2 separate regions of the Homo sapiens genome follow, and region 1 is linked to region 2. The links are chromatin contacts, found by Hi-C or POLR2A ChIA-PET in ENCODE. All regions are on one chromosome and are shown on one strand. Each heading gives the region's core, a stretch centred on a gene start or an enhancer-like site at or near the end of the contact. The rest is flanking DNA. Distances are from core to core; before and after follow the strand shown.

Region 1 (6,809 bases), core at 2,870-5,369, 2.6 Mb before region 2:
AAAAAAAAAAGAAAAAGAAAGAAATAGGTGCCAGGAGCCCCCAGAATATCCTTTCCTGTGAGGGTCATGTTTACAACTTACAGCCAGTGCACTTTTGCACATTTTCAAGAATGATATTTTTCTCCCTAGCAATTGCTTGTCATGATATGAAAAATCGACCCATTATCCCATTGTTTTTTATAACACATATCTGATTTTTAAAGACCCTTTTAAAGGGGAAGACAGAAAAGAAAATTACAGGTGACTTCCCCCATTCTCCTCGCTCGGTACAGCCGAATTGTTAGGAAAGGAGACTGGCACTTTGTCAGCACTAACAACGGAACACACCATTTAATTATACAAGGCTCAGGGGCTGCTCTAAGAGGGCCAAGCTGACCTGGGCTTCTGTCTAGCTTGAAAAACTTCTAGCTATTGACTTTTTGCAAGCTCCTTCACATCTCCAAGCCTCATTCGTGTATTTATTCATTCGTTCAGTCTATAATGTATTAGCTTGATGCCCAGTTACCAACTCCAGGCATGGTGCTGGGCACAGGAGATGCAGCTGTGAACAAAACAGACACAAGTCCCTGCCCTTGGCAGACAATGAGCAGCAATAAATGACTTTAGGGTATGTCCATTGGAGATAAGTGCCACAAAGCAAAATAAAACCTTGGAGGAGGAGGGCGGGGCAGTGGGGGCAGGGGGCCATGCTCAAGCTGCTGGCTCCACTGAGAAAGTGGTAGTTGAGCAAAGACCCAAAGGAGGCAAGGAGGAGCCTCACAGATGACCAGGGGAAAAGGGGGTGGCCAGTGCAAAGGTCCTGGGGCAGGAGGGTGCCTGACTCATGAACAGTCGGGAGACAGGAGGTGAGGTGAGAGGAGAGCACTGTAGGAGAGGAGACAGAGGTCGTGTGCAGCTGGCCACACAGGGCCCAGAGATCCTCAGTTTTCTCCTCTATAAAACAGGAACAGAAGCCCCCAGGCAGCTCCCGTACAGATTTGATGGAATAACATCAGCCAAGTACCTACAGGTGTGCTAGGTGCCCCACCAGTGTAAGCAAGTGTGCGTTTCTTCCCGGCACTCCTGTATCAGCAATCTGTTTACAAGGTGTCGATGACACGTGGCTGAACACATCTGGGTCAGGAGGACCCTGAGCTTGGATTCGGATCTACCCAGGTTGGGGTCAAGAAACACTCTCTCGGAGGCAGGTCCCCCAGCTTCGTGACACTGTCACAGCTTTCTTCATTGTCCCCAAGGTTCTTTGGGTGCTTTTTCTTTTAGGGAGTTCAATGAAGAGTTTCTTTCTCTGGTGTAGTCACTTCACTTGGAGTTACGATTCCTGCTGGAGTTGGCAACTGGGCATCTAGCTAATCTCAGTGTTCTTTGAAAGCGGAGAGTTCCAGAGCTAAGTCATCAATTTCTTGAAGCCAAAAGCCATCTCACTGGTTGTATATATGTGTGTGTATGTCTGTGTGCATGTGTGTCTGTGTGTATTATATATTATATACAGGCACTGGGATATGCCTAGGGCAGTTTCTAATTTAAAAATTAGAAATCAATAAATATATGTAGATTGCTGCCTTCCCGACTGAGCCAGTAGTTACTGCAATAATGCTGCATAACAAATACCCCCGAAACTCAACAGCCTAAAACAACAACTCATGCTTTCTCCTGTGTCTGTAGGTCAGCTGTTTTAGGCTGGGCTTGGCTGGGTGTGGCTCCAGGCCTCAAGTTGGGTTCGGCTCTCTCCACATGTCTGTCAGCTTCCAGGGACAGTGGGCTAGGAGAGTCATGTTCTTTTCTAGGACAACAGCAGAAGCTGTTGATGGTGGTGATGATTTTTAAAGTCTGCACTCAGACTTTCTTACCATCACTCTGTCCACCTTCCATTGACCAAAGCATGTCACATGGCCAAGCCCAACATTTATTTACAGGGTGGGGACAGTGGGGACAGATATTCTTCACCTGGTGGGAGGACCTGAAGGGATGTATGGCAAGAAACATGGATGGAGGAGGTCTTCCTAGGAAGACGAGGGCCCCTCCTGCTACTGACCTAGGTCTGCGTCATCAAGGGTAGCAGCCATGGTGGTTTTAGACAGCATGCAGGCAATCACTTTTTTCTTATTTATATGTATTTATTTTATGATTTCTACATCAGTTAGGAATTAAGTTTGACTGCTAGAAATAAAGACTAGTTGTAACAGTCAATTACACAAGAAAAAGGTTTATTTCTCTTCTGAAAAGAAGTCTGGAGATAGGCCAGGCCTGTGTTTGAAAATGTAGGTTGTATTGTGATTCAGGTATGGTGAGGCCAACACATCAGGAGAGGCTGCCATTGAAAAGATAGTTTGTTCCTCTCAGTTCCCAAGAGAAGGGGCCACAGCATACCATGGGGGCATGTGGGGAAGCACCAGGGCTGATCGGGGATGGGTGAGATGGGGTGAGCAGGCTTAGAATTAGCCAGTTTGAATGATTTTGTGGGCTCTGGGGTGTAGGGGCTTCTGGCATCTGGCCCTGGGGTGATGAAAGCAGAGAAATATTGGCCTGGAGTGGAGGTGTGGGCTCTGGACCAGTTAATTTGCATAGGAAAGATGTGCTTCCCTGTAAGACCTTTACTATCTCTAGTAATTGGCTAGCCCTAGAACAGGTAATTTCCCCAGTCAGCAAGGCCCTAGATGCCAAAATATCAGAATAAAAAGACATACTTAATACTTGGAGTAACAGCTCCATTATTTTATCAAGAAACCAACTTCTTCTATCTGCTCCCCAACCCTTAGAGCACCTAGCTTCATTTACCTCTTTGCCCAAGATGGCTGTGAGAGTTCCAGCCATCACATTACATTTATATTTCAGACATAAAAAATGATACCTATCTTCCACTTAAGAAGCCTTTCTGGAAGTTCCATCTATCCATGCCATCCTGTGTCTCAATGACCAGGAGTTAGTCCCATAGCCACACTGATTGCTAGGGAGGCTGGGAGGTAGAGTGCTCTGCCCAAGCACATTGCCAGTCTGAATAAAATCAGGTTTCAGTTACTAAGAAGAAAAGAGAGAGTGGATATTGGGTAGACAAACGGCCATGTCCACCAGTTACTCTGTGTTTATGGGAAGTGACAGATTTTCTACAAACAATAGTCATAGAAAGTGTCTTTGATAAATACATCAATTTAAGGGGGCGAGGGAACATGAGTGTGTAATTAAGAAGTATATTAGGTAAATAATAATACAGGTGGTGCGCGAAGATTTGGTGACTCTGCCCGGTATATCTGGGGAGACAGAAGGTTGGATGCATTCTCTGGGGCCCGCAGTGGGGCCCCTTGTCCTCGTTCGGAGCAACAGGCACATGTGCCAGTGTCCCGGCTGCACTGAGTCTCGCCGCTGCATGTGGTCCGCCCTTGTGACCGTGCACCTCCCACCCACACGCATTCATAAGCAACCTTCTCCTTGTCCTTGTCACTGAAAACCCATTGACCTACAACTGGCATATCGTGTCTCCCATGTTTGGGGGCCTACAGCGATGGATTGCTGGGTAAGGGAAGGAGCTGAGACCCCAGAAGGCAGGCTGGGTGGGAGAGGCATGCTATCCTTTATAAAGCTGTGAGCAGCTGTTTAAACCCTTCCATTTCTTTAAACACCCTCTTCCTCCTTTTACAAGAGCGTTGAGTCTAGCTCACGTGAACAGTTTCATCTTTGGTTTTTCCCTTGTTCCCAGGTCACAGTGGCTAATGAGAAGTGAAATCATTTGAATCCAGGTTTTATCTTCTCCTTTTCTCTCTGGGGTTGAGCAATGCATGGGGCATCCCCTAGTTGACGAGGCCGTGTGGGCAAAAAGAACAGCCCCCGCAATGGCAAGGACCTTTCCCCCGGGGATGCCACAGCTCGTGACTGTGCAGAACCAAAAAATGCCGAGAAAACAAACATAAAACACCCCCACCATCTCGTGGAAACCCGCGTTCCTCCCACACAATCCCTTCTCTGGGGCGCTAGGTGAATTTGAAAGGGAATGCCACGTACCTAGGGAACGCTTCCCTCTAAAGAGCCTGGGACACGTGGGCATGAGTGCACACACCTAGAAATACAGCTCCCAAGATGCACACCCCACGCGCCCCTCTCTGATGACGTTCTCGCTCTCTGGTGTGGTTTTCTCAGCAGCTGCGGGGGAGGCACACGGGAAGGCCACTGAGGCCTGGGTGGAGATCCAGCGTGAAGCCTACGCTTTCTTGCCCTCCGACAAGGAAAACCCATCCTCCTGCCCGACCCAGCCTCAGAAGCACACCTGTAGGTGCCCACTGGGACCAACAGCCTGAGTGGTGAGAACAGACCTAGAGGCTGTGGATCCCAGCCCGCCAGCCCTCTCTCCTCTCTGTGCCTCAGCGTCCACCCTGGTGAAATGGACACAGGCGGTACTGCTGCCTAGCGGGGCCGTTGCAAGTACTCATCCAGTTAACGCCGGTGAGGGGTGAGGCCCTGTGTAGAGTTGAGGTGCGTGGAGCAGAAGGGGAGGCCCTTCCCTGAAGACGGCTTGCAGTCCTGGAAGGCACTTGTGTGGAGCTTTTGATAGATCTGGTTTTTTTTTTCTTTCTTATTTTGCCTTTTATGGTTGTGGGGGTGACAGCAGGACTGATTCCCTAAAAGGGAGAGATTTTCTCACTTAGTCTAAGCACCTCCTTCTTTTCAGGGGAACTGGGAGTGAGCTTGGTGGGGAGTGGGCGGCAGTGCCTGGCGGGTCGTGACCTCTGAGTTCACAGAGGGAAGCCCCTGCCCTGCCAAGGAGGAAGCTGGAGAGTGAGGCCAGGGCCTGGGTGAGCGGGAGGCTGTGGCCTCCTCCGTAGAGTGCAGCATCAGGCCCCAGCGGGCCACCACCCAAAAGTGACCAAAACAGAACAGGGTGCCAACAGAAACAGCTACTGTGGCTACAGAATGGGCTAGGAGTGCAGGGCGCTGACAGCTGTGACGAGGCTGGTGGGAGGAAGTGACCCCTGAGGAAGACAGGGCTTACACCTGGTGCCTCCCATGCCAAGTCAAGGGTGGGAATGGAGACCCATCACCAAGGAAGAGTGTTGGGGTCCTGTAGGGCCGGTGGAGACCTGCCTGTGCTCTGGACCAGGCTCCTTTGCCATCTCTAGCTGTGTGGCCTTGATTCAGTCATTGGGCTGTTTCTGAGCCCAAATGCAGAAGGAACATTTGTAGATGGAACATCTCCTGCTCTTCTTGCCCCCTGTAGACTATATGCCGACCTTATTAGTGTGGCCATTTTAAGCGAGGAAAGTGAAGGCCACAGAGGTTATGCTGTCTGTGCACAGCTACCCAATCACAGAGACAAAGCTCAGGCCCAGGAGTGCCTGATGCTGATTCGATGAGGCAAGGTCTGCAGAAGCGCCCAGCACGTCAGTTGACATATGTTGTGTTCTCAGCAAACGCTGGTAGAATCCGTGGAATGTGACTGTGGGAACAAAGAGCTATGCCAACTTGGAAACCCATGGGCAAGGGCCATTTTGTGCAGGGACAGATGGCCTCACACCTAAGCCCTGAGAACATCCCTGGGTTCTGAGAGTATGTTAAAAACTGGTCACATCAAGGACCCAGCATCAGCAGGGAAAGGGCACATTATCGTCACTATGGTCTGCTTTGGGTGAAGGGAATTCATCGTCGACACCTGCAGCCCCTCACCTGTCCAGAACACTCACCATCCAGGTTGCAGGAGAGTGACTGGGTGATAGGCTCCTAGAGATGCTGGGGAGGTTGCTCTGCAGCTCTTCCCTGTGTCGTTACTTCTCTTCTGGCTTCTTGTTTTCTTTTGGGGCTTCTTTTTTATTTACACCTTTGACTATTGTGTCTCTCATTTTTGTAATGATTCCTCTTACAGCCTTCTGTCCATACGAATCAGGTGTTCCTTTTATAATACAACAGTAGAAAATCTTTGTTTTTCCCTGTGCAGGACCATTGACTCAGAAAAAAATCAATCAAGGGCACAACAAAATGACTAAATGGAGGGTGATTTCTTTCCCCTCTTAGAAAAATATAGCCACTTCAGTGCACATTCACTTTAGATTAAAGCAGGAAAACTCTACCTGACAAGCCCCATGCTAGGTGCATTTCAGGCTCGGGGAAGAGATGGTAAGGAGGCAGCCTGAGAGCGGTGGGAGGTGAAAGACCCAGGGCTGGGGAAGCTCAGCCGGTTTTGCAGAAAGGGTCAGTTATTGGTCTGTGGATTTTGGGAAGGTTCCATCTGCCACCGTTTTCCTTTAAATGCTCACTTGACCAGGGATGCCATATCTCTGCTTGCTCACTAAAGGGATCTGCCGCATATGTACAGAGAAATAAACCTCATTATCATGAAAAGTTGGGAACAACTCACATGCCCATGAGCACAGGAAGAGTCAGATAAACTAAAGTACTGTCATCCTTTGCCATGATTAAAAAGAAGGAGTTAGGTCTATAATTCTGGCTATGGAAAGGCCTCCAAGACCTGTTGTTAAGGGAAAAAAATAAAGTGCTGTTTATGGAAAGAAAAAGAAGGCCATAAAACAAAATGACGGCCGGGCGTGATGGCTTATGCCTGTAATCCCAACACTTTGGGAGGCTGAGGTGGGTGGATCACTTGAGGTCAGGAGTTCGAGGCCAGCCTGGCCAACATGGTGAAACCCCATCTCTACTAAAAATACAAAAAAATTAGCTGGGAGTGGTGGCAGGCGCCTGCAATCCCAGCTACTTGGGAGGCTGAGGCAGGAGAATTTCTTGAACCCAGGAGGCAGAGGTTGCAATGAGCCGACACTGGCCATTGCACCCCAGCCTAGGCAAGAAGAGTGAAACTCCGTCTAAAAAAAAAA
Region 2 (7,553 bases), core at 4,946-7,445:
CCCCCCTAAAACTGGGTAATCCCACAGAGCAAACTCTGATTCCTGGATTTAATAGTCATGGTTTCACATATTCAAGAGGGACCTTGGAAGCTCATGACACAAGCTGTACAGGGAAGATGGGGATGGGACAGCGCTGGTAACTGGGGAGTGAGCCTAGTGGGCCACTCAGCACCTGGGAGTGGGCCAGCCTGAGTGTCCTCTGCCCTCCATCGTGGACACAGTCCTGCCTCTCAGGAAGGGAAGCAGACTAGGTCTCATTATGGAAAATGGCTCTCAAGTGAGAGGTAAAACTTGACTGAAAGTTGAGATGTTGATCAATTCATGGAGCGTGGAGATGTTAGGAAACTCATGACTCTAGAAATGAGATGTGGGAGGAAAAAAAGCGTTGTTGAGACTCGGCCTTATTAATACACTTGGGATTGTAAAGGTTTTTAGGGTGCACTCCCCAGTTATGTCAGGGGTCACCGCAATTAGATGAGACAGAATGAGCGCCTTGCAAATGACTTTAAATCCAGTCCTTTGAGAGAAGAGAGCAGCCAATGAATGAGCAGAGTCCCTCAATGACCGAAGCTCAAGTGGGAGCTGGGAGAAAATACTAAGAGCAGAGAGATGGAAGTAATTATTTTCATCAGTAGTTACTGAAGAAAGAAATCAGGGTAGCTCACACCCCATGTAATATTTTGGAAAGAGCTCTGGGGGTGGGGGGATGGCTCAAACAGGTGTATGCCAGAAAAGAATCACTGTTTATTTAAAAAGAGCTGTTGACACACCTCTGCTCAAATAAATTCTCACTTCCACCTCCACTGGCACATTTAGCAAATTTTCAGTCTGATATGAATAGAGAAAACAATTAAGTTCTGTGAGGGCTGGGAGCAGAGCTACGTGTCTATAAGCCTTGCTCTGCCTAGCACCATGCCAGGAACATAATCTGTCGTCAGGAAATGCTTCCTGAATGGATGGATGGATGGATGGATGACAAATGACAGAAAGAGATAGGATTTAGGCAGGAGAGAGATGGAATGAAGTTTTTATAATTTATCTAGATGTGGAGACCAACATTTCATATATTACTCAGAAAATAGACTGAATAATAGTTTTATATTTTTTTAAAGTGGTAAGTGAACAGATCATTCTACACAATTGACAAACTGGACATAGGTTGCTATACTTGGCCCTGTCTGACCCCAGCTCCTAGGGCTCTGGAGGAATCCCAGGGTGTGTCTGTGGGAAGGCTGGCCAAAGATGGAAGCCACCATATCGTGTACTCATGGTGCCAGAGGCTCAACCCAGTTCCTGAGGTCAGTCCAACACTAGGAGGATGCCAGGCTGGGGCATTCCCACTCATTCCTGCTGTGAGTAAATAGGCTTTAAATGAAAAAGAGTTGTAAAAATTCAAATATACATAACCTTTTAGGTAAGAAGCAGTGAAATTTCTGCAAGGAGATGCCATGCCTGACTCTCCCAAAGAATTTTTTGAGGGGAGAATGCAGTGGCTACAATGTGTTGTGCCCAGGGGTTCTCCACATCGGCTGCACATTAGAATCACCTGGAGGGCTTTCTTAAACTCAACCACGTCTGTGTCTCACTCTACACTAATTAAATCAGAATCTCTGGGTGATTCTTATGTTTAGGCAGAGTGGAGAACTATTGACTTAAATTTTCAAAAGGCTCTTTCTTGATAAAATTTCATCATAGAATCTGGTTTTTAAAAACCAGTCAACATAGGCTGCATTTGGTAGAGAAGACGGAAATAAAGGTTATCGATGAATGATCACATCTCAGAATGGATTGAGGATTGATAATGGATCCAGCTTATCTAACAGTTTTGTAAGGCACCTAGGGCACGATTACAGCAAAGTCATGAAGCTGCATGAATTCAGCTGTTGAGCTCTGCTTGCCAGATTCTGCATGAGGTGCTGGGGGAAGGGGGCCAGGAAGCATGATACAATTCTACCTGTGAGGTGCTCAGGGTGCTGGCAGGATAAGCCATGAGCATAACTAACTATCCCACAGGATGGAAAGTAACAAAATGCCATCAGATCACATAAAGTGATGGAAACACTAGATGACATTGATTTCCTGTAGTAATAAAATGGTGAGTGGGGTGGGCAGGACAAACCCAAGAAATCTGCGATATTGAAAAAAGAGACAGGTGAGATTCTTTGGGGATAAGCATGAGATGATAAAGAAAGGAATCAACAGTGAATTAAAGACAAGGTGGGCTCCGTAGTGGACCTTAGTCTTGTTCATCAAGCATCTGACCTTCCTGACCATTTGGGGGTTATTCCACCAATGGTCTTGAAGGGAGAGAGTACCCCCATTGTGTGTAATAGAAACCCAATGGACCAGACCTCTTTTGCCTGTCCCTTTGCAGCCCTGGTAGGGCACATGACCTACACTAGGCCATTGCGTGCTCCCATTGTAACCAATGAAGTAAAGATAAAGAGCTGGTGAGAATCCATCCACAGGGCAGCAGGGGTGTTGGCAGCATCCTGGCCAAGCTGTTCCTGGGGAAGAGGCTGGGTGTGCCTCCAGGCTTGGTCCTGCCCTTTTCTGAGCCTCATCCTTTAGCCTCCTGATGATTCTACAAACCACCAGTGTCCTACAAATATATTCTTTTTTAAAGAAATTTTTTTTTTCCAATCAACTGTCCTGACTGATTCATCCATCAGTCAAATTATTCCAGTGATAATTTATGAGCCAGGAAAGAAGTCTAGCCAGTGGCTTGTGTTCAATGTAGCTTGGTGACACGAATCCGGTGCTTTGCTGATGCAAGGAAGTAAAAAATGGGGTGAGGAGAGCCTTCATCAAGAAGGGTGTAAGTGACAAAGCTGAATATTAACTCTAACCTATCTGTAAGCATTGGACGCATGAGTACTTGGAATGTACAGTTCTGGCCATTGTGCCTAAAGGAAAGTAGAATGGAAAGGGCACCTCAAATAAGAAAACAAAGATGCTTTCCTGTGGGTACAGATGAGATCTGGCCCAGGAGGGTGAATTCATGAGTGACAGCTTGGGATCTGGCTGTGCATGGCAAGCAGTCATGCAGCCACCCAGCCCCTTAGCACTTTTAGCCCTGAGTTAGCTAGTAACATCTTGGACCCTGATCTTTTGCAAGTTGACACCAAGAAGAACAGCTGTGCCCTCTTATTCTATCTGTTGGTGCCTTGTGGGTCATGGATCTCATTCATTCATTCGTCATTTATATTTCTGTGTTGGGCACCAAGAATTCTAGGGTAAACAAGACAGAAGGCCTGCTTAAATGAAGCCTCCAGATTAGTGGAGGGGGCACCACGATAGGTGCTATCCTAACATCATGTTGGGGATGCTATGGAGCACTGAGAAGCAACTACTGTAGTCAGGGAAGAGGGGATGGCCTCACAGTGGAGGTGAGGTTGGTGCTGAGTTTTGTAGCACAATTAGGAGTTTAACAGACAATGAGTAGATTAGGGCGTGTGAACAGAGGCTTCCTACAGACAGAAAAATCATGCTGATCAGACTTTCAGTGTGCAGGGTGTGGAGCTAAAGAGGTCACAGACCATGAAGAGCCTTATATGTCAGGACAGGGGGAGATTTTGATATATCTGCAACGGAGACATTGTGGTCAGATTTGAGTTTAGAGAACAGAGGCTTAGGGGATGATTCAGAGTGAATCATCTGAAGATTTAAACTCATCTTTAAGGGTGAGCTTAAAGGCAAGAGGCCAATGAGCATTGTGGTTGGCCAGTTTGTTCTCAAAGTGTGGTCTCTGGGAACGCATGCGGAATCCAGATTTCTAGGCCCCACCCCAAGCCTACTGAACCAGGAACTCTGAGGAGGGGCCCAGAAGTTTGTGTTTAGCAAGCCCTGCAGCTGAGTCTGGCAGACGCTTCATTTGAGGACCACTGTGCAATCCATATGAAATGTGGTGGTGGATTCAGCTGAAACCATGGAATGAATGGGGGCGAGGCTGGGGATGTGGAAACTGTATCCCAGGGATCAGATCTAGACGACTCAGTGGATGATTGCATGGGGTGCAGGTGGGTGGGTGCTGGGGGGGTAGAAAGGCACAGGAGCAGGTTCTGGCACTGGCGAATGAAACCGCTTCTCACACAGGTATCCCTCATGGGCTTCCTGTTCCTTTTGGGCTTATACATCTCGTCCCTGGCTTCCTGCATGGGAGGACTTTATGGAGCTCCCCGCATCCTGCAGTGCATTGCCCAGGAGAAAGTGATCCCTGCACTTGCCTGTCTGGGACAAGGGGTGAGTAATCCTCTTTTTTTGGTTTGTTTTTTGAAACATGTTTTGCTGCTAACCTCACTGTTGGCCCATCAATTGGTTAAGCTTTTCTGATCAGAGCCTCTGGTCAATTTCTTTGGGGTGACACAGAAAATAATGCAGAGGTCATTTCTTTCAGCCCTGTCCTCTGGCTGGCTTAGGTTAGGGCTAAGTAGATGAAGCATCTTAAATGTCCCAGCCACCCAGCCCCTTAGCACTTTTAGGACTGGGTTAGCTAACCAGTCCTAGTACCATCTTGGACCCTGAGCAGCATGAAAATGCAGTGCCCCATCCTTTAATGAAAATGAATTCAGGATCCTCCAGGTTTAGCATAGAAGAAAGCGTGTTTTGGTCAGGAGGCGAGCTGGTCCTTGCAGCTCTAACTCTGCCCTTGAGTTTCAACCGCCCCTTGGGGGTTGCTGTTTGATGATTTCCTACACCTCTGGCGTCTACACTTCCTGTTAACCATCATGAACCAAACCTTAACTGATACATAAAGGGCAGCTCAGTTGAGACATGGCTGGAATGATTAAAATAGACATTCCTAAAGTCCAGGGGAGGACCAAAGAGACATAAACAGAGAATCCCATTTCCCACTAATATGGTTTGCAAGCTAGAGTTCATTTTTGTCTTGTTGGGGTACCCCAGAGGGCCTCCCCAGCCGCTTCCAATTTTCAGCCTCTCTCTGGTTTAGGGAACACATCGTTGCAACTTATCCTTGATTTCTTCCTTTATCTTCCTCCAAAAATGCAGTTTGGTTTTGGACATAGTCCGTTTGAGATCCTATTAGACGTTCACTGGAAATGTTGAGTAGGCAGTTGGATATGTAAACCTGGGTTTCAGGGGAATGTTTTAGGCTGGAGATTCAAATTTGGAAGTTGTCAGTATAATGCCGGTATTCAAAGCCGTGAGCCTAGTTGAGCTCACCAAGGGAGGGAGTACAGATAGAGATCTGAGGATGGAGCCTGGGGCTGCTTTAAATGTGGAGTTCAGAGACGTGAAAAGCCAGCCACAGAAACCAAGAAGGAGCAGCCAGTGAAGAGGGAGGCCAATCAGGAGAAGTAAGGTGAAGAAAGTGTTTCGAAGAGGACTGAGTAGCCAGCTGGGTTAAAGAAGACAGGGACTGAGAAGTGACTGTTGCTTTTGGCCCAAGAACTATGTCAGTGACTGTGATGAAGAGCTCCCAGGAGAGGCAGCTAGCACCTTTTTTCCACTCCTGTCCACCTGAAGGTCACCATACCCACCTCCATTAATAACAGGTGTGTGTAATGTGTGTGTGTGAGTATTTGCGGATACTCAGTGTCAGAATTAGTGTCAGAATTCCCCTCCTCCAGCCACCAGTGATTCTGCTGTGTCTTCCGCAATCTGCCTCTCCCTGGGAAGAATCAACTTTGCATTTCTTTGATTTTCTATGCTGGTATTAAAACCCAATGAAAGACAAAAGGAGGAAATATTTGGGAAGTCAAAGTTCTATAATAATGCCCCATGTTCATAGTTATTCCTATGGCTGGGCACAGTGGCTCATGCCTGTAATCCTAACACTCTGGTAGGCCAAGGTGGGCAGATTGCTTGAGGCCAGGAGTTTGTGACTGGCCTGGGCAACATAGCAAAACCACGTCTCTACAAGAAATACAAAAATTAGCCATGCATGGTGGTGTGCACCTGTAGTCCCAGCTATTCAGGATGCTGAGGTGGGAGGATGGCTTAAGCCCAAGAGGCGGAGGTTGCAATGAGCTGAGATCACATCACTGCAGTCCAGCCTGGGCAACAGAGCCAGACCCGGTCTCAAAAAAAGAAAAAAAAAAAAAAGTTGCTAATGCAACTAATATCTGTGGAGCTTACTGCATGTCAGTCTGTGTGAAGCATTTCGCATGCATGAACTAATCCCATGAGTAGGATATTATTATCTCAAGTTTATAGATGAATAATCACATGGGGAGAAGTGGCTGAGTCATTATGAGTTGTGTTTCTAGCCTGTAACTTCTGAAATCTCTGAAGCGTTCTATCTGAAATTTTATGGTCCTGCATGTTATTTTTGTTCCTGCAGAAGGGGCCAAACAAAACACCCGTGGCTGCCATCTGCCTGACCAGCTTGGTGACCATGGCCTTTGTTTTTGTGGGTCAAGTGAACGTTCTGGCCCCCATCGTCACCATCAACTTCATGCTGACATACGTTGCAGTGGACTACTCTTACTTCTCCCTGTCCATGTGTTCCTGCAGCCTGACCCCGGTGCCTGAGCCGGTGCTCAGGGAGGGCGCAGAAGGCCTCCACTGCTCTGAGCACCTGCTCTTAGAGAAAGCTCCCAGTTACGGCTCTGAGGGACCTGCCCAAAGAGTCTTGGAGGGCACGCTACTGGAATTCACCAAGGACATGGATCAGCTCCTCCAGCTAACCAGGAAGCTTGAGAGTAGCCAGCCCAGGCAAGGAGAGGGTAACAGGACCCCAGAAAGTCAGAAGAGGAAAAGCAAGAAGGCCACCAAGCAGACCCTACAAGATAGCTTCCTCTTGGACCTCAAATCCCCTCCTTCTTTCCCTGTCGAGATCTCTGACAGGTTGCCCGCTGCCTCCTGGGAGGGGCAGGAGTCCTGCTGGAACAAGCAGACTTCCAAGAGCGAAGGGACTCAGCCTGAGGGAACATATGGAGAGCAACTTGTTCCTGAGCTGTGCAACCAATCAGAGTCCAGTGGAGAAGGTGAGTGCTCTGGTATCACACTGGGGCCTCTTATTTGGGGATGACCACTGATTATCCTACCTACCCAGTTATTGTGAACCAGTTATAACTGGGTTTAAAATCCTTGTTAATTTTGTGCAATATTTGTTTTAAAACATTATATTCAGGTATCAGCTGAATTATTTGTAATTATACTCTGTTATAGATAGTTAATTTTAAACAGAAATTTCTATCTACTCCTGTATGTTAGACCTGAGAGCCACAGCTAGTAATTGGGTATCAATCTCTTTTCACTCAAAAATGAACAGAAGTATAAAGCCTCAATGTGAGTAAAATCAATCTCTCCTTACAAGAGAAGTGGAAATGTGTTGTGATAAACTACCTGTTAAGGATGCAATATGTTTTCTTTGTGGAAGATGAACCTCCCAAACCAGGCAAGAGGGGATGGACAGAAGGTGGCTCAAGCTTTGTTTTCTCAAATCTATAAACACAGAGATACACAGAGACACTCACAGAGAGGCTTATAGAGCATGAGAAATTCTGAAAATGAGAACTCGTATTTTCAAGGACCTACCATATTCTAGGTGCTTTACATCTATTACTTCGTGTAATATAACATATATT

Evidence for each region. Hi-C counts contacts between places; a loop is a spot of excess contacts on that map. ChIA-PET counts read pairs that join two places held with the same protein, here RNA polymerase II (POLR2A). Pooled maps may share reads with other maps.
Region 1: a map with no recorded cell type shows a loop between it and region 2 (7-fold over the local background). The contact joins two enhancer-like sites. A Hi-C loop is called at or near these places in 2 of 37 single-sample maps with no recorded cell type and 2 of 50 pooled maps. POLR2A ChIA-PET finds 5 or more read pairs at or near these places in 1 of 52 experiments (IMR-90).

The regions. Positions count from the first base shown.
Region 1 is chr3:127,752,106-127,758,914 of GRCh38, reverse strand. The region is part of intron 3 of MGLL (monoglyceride lipase); the gene reads left to right. Among named protein-coding and RNA genes, the nearest start is that of MGLL, 67 kb to the left of the region's middle. RefSeq lists enhancers at 4,179-4,298, 4,449-4,568, 4,679-4,858, 3,754-4,953, 5,059-5,368. Within about 2 kb of position 4,119, at least 5 of the 41 ENCODE cell types and tissues checked have a DNase peak (open chromatin) inside an H3K27ac peak, as active enhancers do.
Region 2 is chr3:125,106,878-125,114,430 of GRCh38, reverse strand. SLC12A8 (solute carrier family 12 member 8) reads left to right here. Exons shown (of 14, transcript NM_024628.6): 9 at 4,096-4,242; 10 at 6,305-6,950. Among named protein-coding and RNA genes, the nearest start is that of MIR5092, 41 kb to the left of the region's middle. RefSeq lists enhancers at 5,264-5,433, 5,454-5,533, 6,114-6,183, 6,194-6,243, 6,018-6,518 and 3 more. Within about 2 kb of position 6,195, at least 5 of the 41 ENCODE cell types and tissues checked have a DNase peak (open chromatin) inside an H3K27ac peak, as active enhancers do.